2 separate regions of the Homo sapiens genome follow, and region 2 is linked to region 1. The links are chromatin loops, found by intact Hi-C in ENCODE. Cell type or tissue: MCF 10A. All regions are shown on one strand. Each heading gives the region's core, and the rest is flanking DNA. Links, peaks and the distances in the headings are about the cores only.

Region 1 (8,992 bases), core at 256-8,255:
ATGTTATATATTCTCAAATATCCAGCAGTAAAGAAAGTTCTAAACCATATTTAATCCAAAACCATCTAAAAGTATTTGATTCATTGATTCTTTTCTGTTCCTTTTACCTATTCTCTTCCCTTGCGAGTTGTTTAGAAAATAAAGATTTTAAGTAATTCCCAAGAGTCTGTGAATGACTGATAAAAAACACTGAAAAAGAACTAGGCTAAACTTCATAGTAGTTCAGCTTGGACTTGGCTGATCATAACCCATGTTCAGTGCAAGTTAAAATGAAAACCAAAACCAAAATAGGACAACGACGACAACAAACTTGACTTTATGGAATGCACCAGTGTTTTATCTTGACGAGATTCAGAGACCTTACTACAGTGTTGACAGCTTTTCAATCCTAGAGCAGGAGATCAAGACTTGAAAAGAGACTTTTAGGCTAAGGTAAGGGAATATCTTCCTTTTCATGACCAGGAGTGAGTTTTGCCTAGACTGTGAGATGTAGAGATGCCTGAAGCACTCCCCATTAAAAGGTGCAGCTAGTTATGGTCATGGGTTAGGGGTGACTTGGGTCCCAAACCAAGAAGATCAGATCTCCTGAGCTCCAAACATGACAGCAGGACCAAATATGAGATCAGAACCAAGGTAAGATACCAGAACCACACAGTAATGGAGTTCAAAGCCAAAGAAGTAGCTCAGGGCATTTGTTTCACATAGGGCAAGTATGTCAGAGACTTTTGTTTGCTGGTAACAGGATAAGTTAGCCTGAATTTAAGGCATCAGATCTATGCAAATACAGCATTCTGGCTGATGTTTCTTGCTAATATCCAAATGAAATCATATCTCAATCAAATTCTTTATTTTCTAGTTCAAATCTATCTACATTTTAAAAAGGTAAATTTCAAATGCTATGCTTTTATGATGCCTGGGATAGTATCACCTCTTAGGCCAAAATAAAGAAAACTCCTTTAAAGTTAATTCTAAAGAAGCCATGTACTCGGATGGTTTAAACTACCACCTAGGAAACACATTATTTTATATTTGAAAAGATACCAAACTTGAAAATTTGACAATCAATATTTCCCAGCTGCTCATCTCTAATTTGTGACAGCAACAATAATCTTTCAACTTGTTTGGATATTTTAAAATATTGATATTTTCATTCTTGTAATAACTGAAAACATTTTATTCTTTCTAAATTTTCTCTACCTTATGCCACTTACCCAGACTAGGAAAAAATGACAAACACTGCAAGAAAATTCCTTTTCAAAATCATTCAATTTCTGACTTTATTTCCAGAGAAATTTTGGGTTTGATCACTTGAGGAGATTCAACACTCAGGGGAAACCTCCCAGATGCAATATGTTGAGTATCTCACTTCAACAATTTACAATTGAATGTAAGTTTACCTGGGCTATTTCCACTGTCGAGATTGCCTGCTACTCCTCCTGTTTTGCAAGTAGACTCTAATGTTATAGTTTTTTATTGATTGCTTTTACCAGTATACCATCCACAATTTCTAAATTCTTTAGGCCTGAAGGTTTCTCAGCATTCCTGGAGAATTTATTAGTTTGGAAGAAAGGAAAGAAAAATGGATCCCTGGAAATGCTAAGAGGCTGACCAAGAATACGCTTTTGTCTCCCATGGGGTGAAAAATTAGTCATATACCATGCAACTAAATATTCCTTAGACCCCATATTCGGCTTTTTGTATAAAGTCTGTTAAGTTCTTGAAACATATGGAAAGGATAGATAGTCTAGAATGACCTGGGATATTGGTTTTTTCAAATGAGCCTCAAGAATGTCTCCTCTAAGACCAAACAAAATCAAATTCAAATTATCATTTTGATGACTAATATAGTTTGAATATATGTCCCCAGCCAAATCTCATGTTGAAATGTAATCCACAGAGTTGGAGGTGGGGTCTGGTGGGAGGTGCCTGAATCATGGGGGCAGATCCCTCATGGCTTGCTGCTGTCTTTGGGATAGTGAGTGAGTTCTTGCAAGATATGGTTGTTTGAAAGTGTGTGACTGACACCCCACTCACTCTCTCTCTCTCTCTCTCTCTCTCTCTCTGTCTCTCTCCCTCCTGCTTTCACCATGTGACATGCAAGCTCCCGCTTTACCTCCTGTCATGAATAAAACCTCCCTGAGTACTCCCCAGAAGGCAAGCATATGCAGGTGCCATGCTTCCTATACAGCCTGCAGAACCAAGAACTAATTAAACCTCTTTTCTTTATAAATTACCCAGTCTCAGGTATTTCTTTATAGCAATACAAGAAGAGCCTAATACAATGACATATATCAATTGACCATTACATGAAACTGTTAATACTACTGCCCTACTTCATTCTAAAAGACAAACACATTGCTCTTGCTTACAGCCTCAAGTCCAAAGGAAATTAGGCTGTAATTAAGAAGAAATCACTGCCAGGCGTGGTGGCTCATGCCTGTAATTCCAGCACTTTGGGAGGCTGAAGCAGGCAGATATCTTGATCCTAGAAGTTTGAGACCAACCTGAGCAACATAGCGAAACCCCCATATCTACAAAAATTAGTTGGCTGTGGTGGTGCATGCCTGTAGTCCCAGCTACTCAGGAGGCTGAGGTGGGGGGATCATCTGAGTGTGAGAGGTTGAGGATGCAGTGAGCTGTGATAATGCGCCACTGCACTCCAGCCTGGGTGACAGAGTGAAACTCTGTCTCAAAAAAAAAAAAAAAAAGACAGTTGTGTCAGAGAGAAAAGCAGGAAGTAATCTCTGTATCATCTTTCTCACTGTTGTAAACCTGCAACATAAGTATTATCCTAGATTAAATTTGCTAACTAGACACAAGGAGCTAAACTTGACCCATATATATAACACGTGTAGCCCATTTTTGTGAAACATGTGACTTGCAGGAATGTATATAAAATATATATGTACAGTTGAATGATAAAAAGCAAAATAAACACTTGCCATCCATTGTGCAGCTTATCTTAAACCAAAAACCCCCAAGTGACTCTCCCAGATTGCATCCCCTTCTGTGATAGAATAATGACACCTCAATGATGTCTCTATCCTAATCCCCAGAACCTGTGAATAGGTTACCTCAGGTGGCAACAGGGACTTCGCGGCTGTGGTTAAAGTAAGAACTTTGAGATGGGGAGATTATGTTGGATTAACCAAGTGGGCTCAAAGTAATCATAAAGATCCTCATATGAGGGTGCGGGAGGAATCAGAGTCAGAAAAGAAAGATATGATGAGGAAACCAAAGGTTGTCATGATGAGCCATAAACCAAAAAAAATTCAGAAGGCCTCTAGAAGCTAGAAAAAAAAAGGAAACAGATTCTCTCATAATGCCTCCAGAAGAAAGACAGCCCTGCCAATATCTTGATTTTACCCCTTGAATTCTAGAAGTATAAGAGAATACACTCATGTTGCTTGAAGTCACTAAGTTTGTGGTAATTTATTTAATAGTGGTCATAGGAATCTAATACACCCTCCTTCCTCTGGAAATAATCACTATCCTGACTTTTCGGATAATCATTCACTTACTTGCTTATTTGATTTTAAATTTGTACACCTGTGCATGTATCTAAACAATTTACTGTTCAGTTTGTGTACCTGAGTAGCAAGCACAATCCTGGCTGTGTAAGGATAGGGTAATGTTGCTACGACTTACATGAGATGTCCACAGAGAAAATAAACTGAGCAGTAGCTCTGGTTTCAGTTCCCTGAGAGTTTACAAAATCTCTTTCTGGGTAAATCAGCGGGCAAGCTCATGAGTAAGGCTTGAGTAACCCAAGACTCATCAAGCTGGTATGCCTGGTGCAACTACAGTATGAGCCTCGTACAAAATATCTGGCAGAAGTCTTTTCACTGGGTTAATATGTTCCACTGTCTACACTTACAGAGGCTTATAGGTCCCACTTATAAGTCGCACTTCGAAAAATTTGTTTTTTTCCTGTATAGTTTCTCTTCCACCTCTCTTTATTCATTTTGACCACTATCTTCTATGTTAGAGTCTTTAAAAAAAATTATCTGTTGATTTGGGGCTTTCTGCTCTATGAAGACTAATCCACCAATTAGAGTCATGCTGTTGGAATTGCTCTTAGGTTTACTGTAGAATAATTTGGGGAGCTATTGGTTTGGGATCCCTTGATGTCAGGATCCTAAGGGAACACTAGTCAGATTTTCAGGAAAACATTTTCCCAATTTCCTGTCTGAAGATTAACAATCGGGTCACCCATCTGTTTGGTGCCAAATGGGGAAAGAAGGCTGGGGTGCAGGGTGATTCCTTTTAAGATTCAGGATGCATGTGGCTGCTTAATCCCTTGTTTTCATTCTTTACAGTATCCACATTCTCATCCTTGTCTGCCATCCTGCAATCCACAGACCCTCGATTTTATACTAGCCACGGGACCAATCTATAGTATCAAACGTGTAGGGAAGAACAGTTTGCTCAGAATGTGTTACAGTGGACAGGTGGGGATCTCTCAATATGTCTCCATCAGCTTCTCAGCCCTTCTGATGTTAGCCATCCTGCCTTCTCCCCGAGTTGCAGAGGTATGAGATACCACTGACTGAGCTTTTTTGAAAATTCTGAGAGAATTTAGCTTTCCTCATTCCAAGCTTGGGATTTTGCTTTCTTGGGTCAGCTAAATCCATTACCACTGGGCCATCCCCTTACCAGCTTCCACAACATTTCAACTATCGTCCTTCACCAATTTTGTACATCCTCAAGGCTCACGTATTTAAAAAAAAAAATGCATTATTGTAATTTTAGCATAATTTTTGAAAAAAAGGTTAATGTGTCTATTTAATCTACCTTACAAGTATATAGGTATATGTGTGTAATGGAGTCAGCTTTGTTGATATGTAAAATAAATAAGGATATAATGAGAATATTGTAGATCAAAATCCAGATTTGTGACTTCTCATAACAGATCAGAAGACTTGCCAGCATGAAGTCCATGATAATAGTTAGTTCTATCCATTTGCCAACTGCGTCCTTTAATATGAGTGTGAACTTTTTTATAGGTATTTTATTTATTTATTTATTTTACTTTAAGTTTTGGGATACATAGACAGAACATGCAGGTTTTTTACGTAGGTATAAATGTGCCATGGTGGTTTGCTGCACTCACCAACCTGTCATCTAGGTTTTAAGCCCCGCATGCATTAGGTATTTGTCCTAATGCTCTCCCTCCCTTTCCCCCAACCCAACAGGCCCCAGTGTGTGAAGTCCCCCATCCTGTGTCCATGTGTTCTCATTGTTCAACTCTCACTTATGAGTGAGAACAGAGCATGAACTTTTTTTTTCTTTTTTTTTTTTGAGATGGAGTTTCACTCTTGTTGCCCAGGCTGGAGTGCAATGGCATGATCTTGGCTCCCTGCAACCTCCGCCTCTCGGTTTCAAGCGATTCTTCTGCCTCAGACTCCCGAGTAGCTGGGATTACAGGCGCCTGCCACCACACTTGGCTAATTTTTTGTATTTTTAGTAGAGACATGGTTTCACTATGTTGGCCAGCCTGATCTCGAACTCCTGACCTCAGGCGATCTGCCTGCCTCGGTCTCCCAAAGTGCTGGGATTACAGGCAGGAGCCACCAAGCCCGGCTGAGCATAAACTTTTTAAACAGTCTCCACTACTCCTTTTTGTCTTACAGTGAGAGCATTTCATTATTTTGTGGTACTTTCTTGACCTTTGCAGTGTGAGAAATAACCTTTCATAAATCATACAAATGAACACTACTTCTTAAATTTTATATCATGAGGAGGATATCCAAATGTGGATATTTTTTGTTCATTTCTCACTTTGTAATCTTCGTATTCCCACTTCTCATATGACACTTACTACATGTTGCCTTGTTTTAAAAACAAGACTCTGTCATATTTCTCCTAGTAGTCTAAAAGATCAATAATGGCAGAGCTTATGTTTTGTTAATATGTTCCCGGAACATAGAACTTAGTAGGTACTAAAACATGAACATTGAATGAGTGAATGTATACATAAAATTATTTTAATGAATGTGTTTAATACTCTAGACAAGAGTTCCCTACAAGATGTTCTTTGGAAGATAAGCTGTTTATAATGTTTTTTATGCGAAAAAATGGTTCCATGACTGTTACAAATTGGGAAATGTTTAAATGAGCAAAGCTAAGTGCTTTCTTTACTGCAGAATTGTTTAAGTGTTCATTAATTTATCGATAATATTTTTACATGTCTTCTATTTGCTGGTCATTATGCTAGTTGCTTCAACGATAATAATGTTTACACTGATTCTGCTATTGTGGACCCCAAAATCTAGCAATATACCAACAAAAGAGAGCATCAATGGACTGTTTTCCCTCAAATTTATTTGAACAATAAAATTCTTTTTGGGGAGCATCTTATGGCACTAGTATTTCATGGTACACCCTTTGGAAAACCTGGCTCTAGCCATAAAAATAACTATTTTGATTCAGAAACTAGTTGGGAATTTTTATGTGCAATTAGTTCCAGACCCTGTAGTAAATGGGGACTAATAGATTATAAATAGTACCAGATAGGGTACTCCAAACCCAACTCCATTTAAGAAAAAGTGGTGGAAAAACTACCTCCCAATGGAGATATAAATCAACTCCAAGGGCAACTAATGACTTTGCTTACCATTCAACTTTCCAAGCCAACCTCAGAAGGTAAAACATATTATAATCAATACAGAATATTGCCCAATAAGGACCCAGACACTTAATGGTGTCATGCCGAAAGTGGCACATATTTGAAGCCCATCGTGATGATGAAGATGGTGCCGTGCCTTCCCAGTGAGTCGCATATTATAGCAAGACTCATCATGACAGATGTTTTTCACATACCAACCAACCTAAATTACCCAATCCCAAATACCTCAAACTCAGAGTATATTTTGGAAGAAGGCCAGATTCTATTAATTAACTTTTATCTCTCTCTTGCTCTTTTTTTTTTTTACCATCTCACATACACTTGCTTTTTTTTAATGCAATAAAATTTTCAGTAAACCTCAGGAATCTAATGTTTATTTTAATTAGCAATAAGCTTTTGAACAGGGATACACATGGAGGTATATTATAGTAGCATATTGGACTCTGTCCCTAAAATATAAATGCTAAAAACTGTCATCCATGACTTTTATTTGTTTATTTATCTATTTATTTTTATTGTTTTTATACTTTATCCTTATTTTTTATAAATTAGTCTCCACCTGAGTTTAAAACCGTAGATGCAGGATACTCTGAAAGTTATAGATCCTATTGGTAATTCAACTTAAATATTTTTACTTAAATTGAGTAATATTCCTCCCTAAATGTTTGATTATGACCCAGAAGCATGTCAGTGAATATTCTGAGACCTCTACTAAGACTAGTAATTTCTAGTACAGTGAGGAAGTGAAAAATACACAAAGTGGTAAATACATAGTTCCTTCCCTAGAGGGACTTAACTTTTAACTTGAGACAGAGCACAGACACAGCTAAATAATTAACCATAGCAAGTTATAGTCATAAGTTGACATGGTAGGGAAAAGAGCAATGCAGAAATAGGTTGCTTTGCTTTGCTTTAAGTGTTTACTTTGGTATATTCAATTTAGAAAATGCAATCTTTTTTTTTTTTTTTTTTTTGGAGACGGAGTCTTGCTCTGTCACCCAGGCTGGAGTGCAGTGGCGCGATCTTGGCTCACTGCAAGCTCCGCCTCCCGGGTTCACGCCATTCTCTTGCCTCAGCCTCCCGAGTAGCTGGGACTACAGGCGCCCACCACCACGCCCAGCTGATTTTCGGAGGCCGAGACGGGTGGATCACGAGGTCAGGAGATCGAGACCATTCTGGCTAACACGGTGAAACCTCTTCTCTACTAAAAATACAGAAAATAGAATCATTTTTAAAATGGGAAGCATAGAGCTGAGAATTAAAAAGAACCCAATAGTTATTGGAGGGTTTATAGAAAAATAATAGTGATGGCATTAATAATTAATGGACATTTACTGAGTGCCTACTATGTGTCAAATAGCTCATCTTCACATTCTGCTAATCTTGACAATGGTCCAAAAATAGTTGTTTTTCTTACCATTTTATTAATGGGCAAAGCTAGACTCCCAAGCTAGTATTTAGCTATGTTGCTCAATCCCTACTTGAATGGAGAACTTGGATTAAAGCTCAGCTCAGTCTAACCCCAAAGTCATAGGTTTTTCTACCATGCCAATTCCCTCCTAAGAAATAGCCATATTGGAAACTTTGCCTGTCAAGTTTAAGTGGCACTTTGTTGAAACCCCCAAACCGAGTTGCAAATGTTTTGTGCTGAGAGAGCAAGACCAAGTCTTAGTTGATATCTCTAGGTTAGAAAATATATCTGAAAATCATTAGTAAGGTGCTAGCATTGGCATGAGAGAACAAAATCTTCCTTGGGACAAAGAAGCAGCTTTAAAAAATATCTAAACATTTGATCATAGTTAGAACATCTCAGTCTCTAAGGAGGATGACTGCCAACCTCTACCCCAGAACTAGGGTCGAGTTGCCAAGAAGCCAGCATCTTATTATGACAATTTTATTTTCCTGCATAGCTGCGTGGGCCTGACAGAATCATCCCATCACCACGTGACAAGTTGCCGGCAGAGACTTGTCTGGGAATCAGTTGCTGGGGGCTGCCAGCTGGCCTGGACAGGCTGAGCCGGAGAGGCAGATATAGAAGCAATTAAGGCACACATACACTCATGCACATGCGCTCTAGCGCGTGCGAACACACACACACAGACATCACTGCTACTACCAACCCACTCAAACACCTGTAGCTTCATTTGCAAATAATAAATTAATTAAAATGTTCTCATGGGAAAATGCCTTAGTGAAACCATAGGTTTATTGTAATGAAACTCAGCTTCCTGAGCTGCACTATAATAATACCAATCATAGCAGGAAGTGAAGTTATTGGTTGGTTGCTTTACATGTGCAGAGAAGGGTGATAGTTTTTATGAATGTTTTTCCCCTCCCTCTTTGCACTTGTGGTTTTTTGTTTGT
Region 2 (8,992 bases), core at 338-8,337, 230 kb after region 1:
TCCCTGAAGATTTGCTATCTCATTCTTCTTGCAAGCTTGATTTGTATCTTGAATGTCCAATTGCTACTTTACAGGCTGGATTATCAGCTCGTTGAGGAATAGTCCCTTCCCAAGGTAATTTTGAACAGATTTCTTCACTTCTGCCTGAACCCTATTTTTGTATTATCCATGAGGCTTAATCTTCAATTTATATAGAATATGTAGACTCTTTCAGAGTTTAGGAATGCACACTTACCAGGTGCAGGAGGCTGAGTCATTTGCAAAAAGATTGAGCCTAACAGAGAACATCCAGTAATTATTGTGTGGATAAGAGCTGAGGGCAAATCTAGCCTGTGCGGTTGGTTTTTCAAATCCTATTCTTAAATCTCACAGTTAACATTTCTACTTCTTATTTTGGTTATTAGGCCAGTATTGGGGGTTGGAGTATAGGTTCATTGAGCCAACTACTGTATGCTGCTCTGCTGGGAACATCTTGAAGATTTCATTGCATATACCTCTTATGTCACGGTGTTTGTTTTTCAAACAATTTGACATTTTAAGCCTTCAGCAGCCTGGAAAGTTTGCCTTCCAGATGCAATTTCTCTGAACGCCAATTTCCATGTGGTCAATTTCTGCCCCCCTTTCAAACTGTGGGACAAATCCAAATCCCTAGCTGACCATGCTGACTGTCTCTGAAATGCAATTGCCTATCAGGGTTTCACCCAGAGACCACCAAAGACAGTTTTCCACAAACTCACCTAGCCAGGCTGGTGGTGTCTAAAGGCTCAGCCAACAGTGAAACCTCACTTATTTTCTTACTGGTACCAAGCCTTTTTATTCCCCCTCAATGTCATATAGGATCCATCTTCGTAGGCTGGCACATCAATCTTTTAGTTCTTGGTTTATTTCTTTTGAACATGGAAAACACTAACTTACCACAAGAAATATCTCCCATGCTGTAGACATTAGGTTTCTGGAATCATATACTTCATGCTGTTGTTGTTGTTGTAATTTTATCATGATTTTCAAAGACATTCTGTTTCCTATACTGCTTGCTAATAAGGGAAATTTAATTCAGAACTAGGTGAACAACGAAGTCAAATTTACTCAGATGCAAAATGGGCATAACATAGTACGTGCTGAAAATGTATAGAGAAAGAAAGTAGGTTATTGGTTGCTTGGAGCTGGAAGTGAGGATGTACCTTGATTATAAAGGTCATGCATGATCTTACCAGGGTGATGAAAATGTTCTAAAACCATATATTATGCTGATGGTTGTACACAGTGCAGTAAATTTGCTAAAATCATTAAGTCGTACATTTAAAATGGGTAAATGTTTAGGTATATACATTATACCTTAATAAAATCATTTCATAAAGGGAAAGTTGTACCTGCATAAGATTCTTTTGATAATTAATCAAAATTGTCTATGGAAAATATCTTCTGGGCTTCAGCAAGTACCCAGTAATCTTAACCAAAATCAGTACCATGTTAATAGCAATAAAAGTCATAAAAGTATTAATAGTCCATAAAAGTCAACTCATTTTCAAGATTCCTCTGGCCCTTTGGCAACTATACGTCACACATGCATACTCACACTTACACATACCTTGACCTGTAGATGTGATTCATTTAGGTGCTCTTGGAGTTTAACTTGTTCTCAGCTGTCATCTCTGTTATCTGCTTTCTTATCACACAGTCTAGCACCAAAAGTCTATTATTGGAATGAAAAGGCTTCAATTTCTTCCTTTTAATCTGTGATGGTTAATATTGTATCAACTTGATTGGACTGAAGGATGCAAAGTATTGTTCCTGGGTGTGTTTGTGAGGGTGTTGTCAAAAAAGATTAACATTTGAGTCAGCGGACTGGGAAACGCAGACCCACCCTCATCAGTCAGGGTGGGCACCATCTAATCAGCTGCCAGTGCTGCGAGGATACAAGCAGGCAGAGGAGCGTGGAAGGACTAGACTGGCTTAGCCTTCCGGCCTCCGTTTTTATCCCGTGCTGGATGCTTCCTGCCCTTGAACATTTGACTCCAAGTTCTTCAACTTGGTCCAAGGGACTCTTGGACCTTCAACCACAGACTGAAGGCTGCACTGTCAGCTTCCCTACTTTTGGGGTTTTGGGACTCAGGCTGTCTTCCTTGGTCCTCAGCTTGCGGATGACCTATTGTGGGACCTCACCTTGTGATCGTCTGAGTCAATACTCCTTAATACACTCCCCTTTAGATATACATCTATCCTATTAGTTCTGTCCCTCTAGAGAACTCTGACTAACACATAAACCAAATCTTATCTCTTCAAGAATTGTGCATGATTTTTGCTAGACTCAGTCACCATTTTACCAACATACTTTAAAAGATGAGCGGCCCCTCTAGGTTATTTTTCTCACACTCAAAGCTTCAAAGATTTTCATAGCTTTAAACTCCACAAATGCGAAAGTGGATTTCTCTTCATTTCACCTATCCCAATGTTTATTAATATTTTTTTCTCCAGAGACCTCAGAATTATCTTTGACTTGTTTCTTGCTCCTGACTTACAGAAAGTCCCACAAACCCATTAAGTTTGCTCTTGAATGACTCTCTGTCTCCCTTTTGACTCCTTCCCCACTCTGTTTTTTTAACATCTTGTGTAAGGGTGATAGTGAGAAGAAAATGCTAATTTCATTGCTCTACCAATTTTGTCTACAATATCCTGATTCCCTTGCCAGATTAATGCTCCTAAATGACAGACTTTTGTCATCTTTCTTCTTCTCATTAACCTTACTTATTCAGTATTGTACTCAATCTACATTTATTAAAAAATGTTAAATCTAAAAACAAAGTCTGAAAACCCTCTTTCTCTCTCTCTCTCTCTCTCTGTGTGTGTGTGTGTGTGTGTGTGTGTGTGTGTGTGTGTGTGTTTGTTAATGTGCAGGTATACAATATTTCATCCCTCCCTCAAAACTCAGAGTTCACCATAGTAAGGTAGAGAACCTGAGACATCTGTGGTAAAGAGACGCTTTACATGCAGTTTCATACAGAATTTATTACGGTGTTTTGAACACAGAATACTTTAAAAGCATCTTCAGAATCATCTTGTGCAGGACTGTAGAGTGAAATATTAGGCTAAAAATTATTATCTAGGCTGGGCACGGTGGCTCATGCCTGTAATCCCAGCACTTTGGGAGGCCGAGGCAAGCAGATCACTTGAGGTCAGGAGTTCAAGACCAGCCTGGTTAACATGGTGAAACCCTGTCTCTACTAAAAATATAAAAATTTTCCAGATCTGGTGGTGGGTGCCTGAAATCCCAGCTGCTTGGGAGGTTGAGGCAAGAGAATCATTTGAACCCAGGAGGTGGAGGTTGCAGTGAGCAGAGATCATGCCACTGCACTCCAGCCTGGGCAACAGAGTGAGACTCCATCTCATACCCCCACGCAAATTATCTAAATATGAGACTCAGTAGGTGAGGAAAATGATTAATTTGACTTTTCTCTATCCCAAAGTGGAAGAATTTTGGTTCACCTCATTCAAATTTGCCCCTGTCCCTAACAGGTTTAAGTCTTTCGCCCTTATTCAGCTTGGTTGCATATTTTTTGGAAGTTTTATTTCCTTCTCATCTTTTGTGTCCTTGAATCATTTCAGGACATTTCCCTGAGGAGGTGGCTATGATGGTAGAACTTACAAGACTTCAGTGGACATAAGGTAAGTATTTTTTCAAATGATTGTTCAAAATTGATTTTTCCAAATGATTGTTCAAAAATGAGCCCAGGTAATCATGCCGGAGTGTGGTAATACAAATACAGAAAATTTCATTTTTGACCAGAGATCCACTCACTTTTTCTAGGTTGGCTACAGATAGCTTAAATTTTAATTAAGTTAAAATTTAACTTAAGTGTCTGCTCTACGCCCATTCATATTATGAAGGTAGCATCAATTGTGTAAATACGTGCAGCCAAGGCCAGGTATTGGCCAGATCACTGATGGAATAAAGTGATATCTCACACTGAAAGCAAGACGTCATTACTACTTAATCTTTCTAGGAAAACAGTGTCACACAAAAACATTTGAATCTATAATTGGCATCTTTAAAGATGCTTGCCATCTGGACCTCACTCGGTTTAATTAGTCATTGCAGGGTGGCGGTTCTCTTGTAAAAACCTTGCACTCCATTAACCTTGACTTTTCACACATTGACATTTCAAGCCCCTTCTTTGCTTTCATATGGTGGAGTGGACACGTTTCCATTTAATAAGAGTCCACCTCGGGATTCATGAGCCAGACGCTTGTTATTTGGCAAGGCCACTCAGCCCAAGTCTATAAATTCTGGCAGCCAGGAAAGGTTTCAGGCAGCTAAAAATGGCAAGAGAGCAGGAGTCATGGGATTCACCCCACCCTTCCTTTAGAGATTTCCAAATAGCATGGTGAGCAAGGATTGAGAAGGGTAGCCGAGAGAAATAACACATAGTAATGAACCTGAATAAAACCTAAGAGTGATTCATGCACTAAGGCAATTTTATTCAGCTGTGGACAGCTACTCCAAGATGGATCATTTAGAAATTTCTGTAGCTGAGACATTTTAGACTAGTATGCCTTTTTTTTTTTTTTTTTTTTTTTTTTTTTACCTTTTAAGTGAAGTACTGTTAAACTTGGGGATAAGGAAATAAGGTTTCCTATATTTCAGGACAGTCTGTAACATTCAATATTGTCCTTCTTATCATTTTTCGATTCCCTTTGGTGATTGATTATTTTCTGCAGGTAGATGTCAGGACAATAACCATGGTTGTTCAATAGAATATCTGTACCTGTTTTACACAGTGTTTTTGTTTGTTCCTTTGTTTTTAGTTGGAAGCTATGTAGTGGAAATGGCCATAAGATATGGTAAGAATGATGTCAAGGTAGTTACAGAAAGATTAACAGTCTTGCCTTTTGTGGTCCAAGGAGAATCTCTATTTGTAGATTGTAAGGGTTCTCTTGGGCCTTATTGAAACGAAAAATGTTTTCTCTTATACTTATCTTCTAACACTTTATTTCTAACATTATTTCTATGTTTTATTACTACATTTTTTCATCATGCCTAGTTATTAAAGCAAGTTATGTCTCTTATAGGACATAGAATTGTTTCTTTACATTTTTCCTTAATTATTTTATTCCTTTAATAACCACTTATTATGCTAGACTTCTGACCATAATCAAAGTTAGAAAATTTAAGTTTTAAATTTTAACTCTATTCACTGAATCCTGTATATGGAATAACATCAATAGAGACAGTTGCCAGTTAGCAATAGTGTGGTAGAAATTAAATTTGCTAAAGTATGCACAGGATACCTTTTTGCAGTAGTTCTCCAGTGTGCATGGTTAAACCTATCAGTATCCCTAAAACATAGCTATCGTGCTGGGCATAGATGCAGCTCTAGCAATAACATATTAACTAACCAGTTGATTAATTAGCTCTAGCTGTGGTAGCCAGTTGGGATATTTTAGAACTGAAATATAAATATACCATGGACCTCCTCAAATAGGCTCCGTGCATTATTTAAATCAAGAGGCTAACTACTGCCATGCACTAATGCAATATGACCACTAAGGCAGTATGTTCCATCTTTATTTTGTGGACATAATGGCCATGCTTGAGTACATTATGAGGTATAAGTACCTGAAGCAGGGTCACCAAGCAGCTAGGGAGAAGCATGTGAGCATTAGGTGGCTTGGAGTATGGACTTCAGTAAAATTGCAATCAAACCCTAAGATTATTAGAAGGTGTTGACACAAAAACCTCTTTACAACTCTTTACAGAGTGTATATTTTTATAGCAGCCGCCTATGAAGGCACTTTACTTTCAGTTTTATACCAGTTATCTATTGTCACAGCAATACTACATAGCAAATCATATCAAATCTGTGTGGCAAAAGAAGATAAGAATTTTCAAAATCGTGAGTCTTGGAGTTGATGGTTTAGTTGGGCTGGACTCACCTGGCTGGATCCCTTGCCTCAGATGGGATCACTTTCATATCTGGCAGTTAAGTGACTGTCAGCCAGGGCTAAGATAGCTACTGGGCCTGTTTGCTCAATCTCTAGCAGGAGAGCCAGGCATGTTTTTATGGCAAAGGTAGAAAAAGTAGAAGTGCACGTGACCTCTTGTGGCCTGGGCTCAGAACTAGTGAACCATCACTTCAATAGCATTCTATTGACTGAAACATGTCACGGATTCAGAGTGAGCAAATAGAATCTATAGACGTCACCTACTTAAAGAAAGAAATTGCAAAGTTACATGGCAAAGGGTGTGGGAACAACATGGAGTAAAGAACTGTGGCTGATAATTATATGTGTTTATTCTTTATCAGAAATACTTTTATCAGAAAATCTTAATTTTCTCCAACTGTAATTGATTAGGATGTCAAGCTACAGGTAGACATATAAGATGTCAAAAATATAGAATTAGAAAACTTATTAAAGAAGTATCTGTAGAGTTGACATACAATTCTGCTCATAGAAAGGGAGAAGAATGCCTTTTCTTAGCTCAATATAGTAAAATCTGTGCCAATTAACAGTAAAATATCAATCAATTTTGGAGATGCCTGGTATCATTTTTAAGAAGAATTGCGAATGTATGCTATGTTAGAACCACGTTCTGGCAGAAGGCTTCCTCTAACCTTGTCCTTTGCTCATTCTCTATTTTTTTTAACATCCTACATTGTTTTCCTTAAAGCAAAGTCCTGGTAGGACAAGTAGAGAAACGATCAATCAGTCAATGGGAAACTGGGATAACTTTTTCTATCAGCCATGAAATATTTTTCAGTGATATAGCTGCAATTTAAAAACTTGAACATGATGCATGAGTTAACCATATTCTAAGTCTTTTATACTAAAGACACCACACCCACTGGAGAAAATAGATTTCAAATATGTGGAGTCTATTGATTATAAACAAGTGAAGTAATGGCAAAATTTTCCTCAGAATAATTTACAAACACACTTTTATGAAATATTTTATAAAACAATGAGAATAAAGTAAATTACCTTCACAAATAGATAAGTAATTGTCCCTGTTTGCCCAGGGCTGAGGGTTTTCAGAAACATGGGACTTTCAGGGCTAAAACTTGAAATGTTTTGGGCAGACTGATCGTCAGTCACCCTATTCACAGTATGACTTTTGGAAGAATAGTTAATAATCTCATATTTTGCATGGGTCAAACAAGTTTGATTAAACTGGGTATTAAAGGTATCTATATATCTTTTGCAAATATAGTAGTTTTATTTCATTTTATATGGACAATTCTAAATTATTCTACTTTACTTTGTTGCCCAAGGTACAAAGTGCAATAGAGCATCTTTTACTTACAGGAATATTGACTAAAGGAATAAAAATAAATACTTTTATAGGTAAATAACAGAAATAAGATGTCATTATCTTTAGTAATTAAAAAACTCAGTCTAACCCATCTATTTTTGTTTTATTCTATGTCAAGTAGGGAAATTGTGCTGAAAGATTTCTAAGATGCTTTTGCTATGATGTTCTATAACTCTAAGCTTATATTAAAATGTATTCTCTATTAGAGGAAAAGGTACTTAAGAATTCAGACTCACTTTTAAAGAGTTAAATAGCACTGCAAAATGTTGCTATTTTAACAGAACATTTTAAACCAACTAAGTGTACTAACTACTGTTATTGTTTATTTTCTTTCTAGTCTAGAGATTTTTTTTTCATTTTAATCTGCCAGAAGGGACCTTCAGGATTTGAGCCTTAACATTGTTCCTAAGACTTGAATTTATTTTTTAATTAGGGTTAAAATAAAAATAAATGTTCACTTTCTAGAGCTATGCAAGTTTGGGGAAAAAAAGAAACTTCCTCATCTGAAAAGATTTAATGGTAATCTATGCTGTAAAAGAGCATTTTGAAAAATATAAAACAAAGAGCTTTCAAAGTGGTCAAAGGCTAATGTAAAGTGATATATTTCAGACCGGAGAGATGGTGTAACTTACTCCTGTCACTGCTGCCTGTTTATTGTGTTTGTCTGGTTGGCCTGGCAACCAGCTCATGCCATTTCACTCATTTTATAACGTTCCTGTAAATGTTAGGTAGGCCTGGATTTATTATACACTGTCAACACCTAAAATGGAACCCACTGCTTAACGTAGTTTATTTGGCTGGATGCCCCTGCCTCCTTGAAAAAAAATGGTGTGTGTGTGTGCGTGCGTGTGTGTGTGTTAAAAAAAAAAATCTGTAGTGCCTCCAAAAGAAATGTAGCCCAGGCAAAATTGAAGTTGGGTGGCATGGGCTGTGTCAAATGAGCACTTGAGCCCAGGAGCCGTTGTGTTGTTGGCTGGGAACATCTGACTCACAATATTTGTGTCTTGGGTTTACAGGGACAGAGGACCAAAGCCATGTTTATTGCTGAATTTATCATCCCCAAAGAAACCAGATGGCAATCACTGTTGTCCAGAAAGGCCTCTGAGCCATTGGAGGGTGAATCATAAGACTATTAGAAGTTGGACAGATTTCTCTTCTTCTTATTAACATGCTAGTTTCTTCTACTTTATGACAAGGCAGTTTTGATGGAGGCTCAAGAGATACAGTCCTGGAAAGGCTGCATTTCGGATAGCCTTAATTAACTTTATATAAGCTATTGAGATGATAGCTGGAGCATTAAGGCAGAACCGATAGGAAGCACCAATCTGATTCAGAAATATTAAAGTGAAATGTGGTCCTCAAGCCAAAACCAGTGACGGCTGACTCAGCCCAGCAATGATGAAAATCACAGACAGGTACCTCTGTTGCTTTGCTCTTGGTCAATCACACATTGAATTAGTGTCCTATTCATTTATTACCCTGCAGGCAGAAGGGGTTCGCTGTTAGCTAGAGTGGACATTTGTTGATAGCTCTGTTCAGTACAAGGGAACAAGTCATTGAATTTTATAATCTTTTTGGCTACCTAGGATCAATATGGTCATTCAGTCTATTCCCCTGTCACTGTGCATTTTAAACAGGATGATTGTGTGTCTAAGTCAAATCGAAGGTTTGATGGAAATTGTG

Evidence for each region. Hi-C counts contacts between places; a loop is a spot of excess contacts. Peaks named below come from ENCODE experiments on the same cell type or tissue, not always from the same donor. Only the 100,000 strongest peaks of a DNase experiment are listed, where the experiment ranks them.
Region 2: a loop joins it to region 1, with 1.8 times the contacts of the local background. A loop is called at or near these places in 2 of 110 quality-filtered maps.

What each region holds. Positions count from the first base shown.
Region 1 is chr17:71,407,788-71,416,779 of GRCh38, reverse strand. No RefSeq gene overlaps it. Among named protein-coding and RNA genes, the nearest start is that of CASC17, 210 kb to the right of the region's middle. In MCF 10A, for the core only: no CTCF peak of the experiment used is centred there; DNase peaks (open chromatin) are centred at 3,739 and 6,799.
Region 2 is chr17:71,180,267-71,189,258 of GRCh38, reverse strand. It overlaps CASC17 (cancer susceptibility 17), which reads left to right. Exons shown (of 4, transcript NR_104152.1): 2 at 3,604-3,663. Among named protein-coding and RNA genes, the nearest start is that of CASC17, 17 kb to the left of the region's middle. In MCF 10A, for the core only: no CTCF peak of the experiment used is centred there; a DNase peak (open chromatin) is centred at 4,348.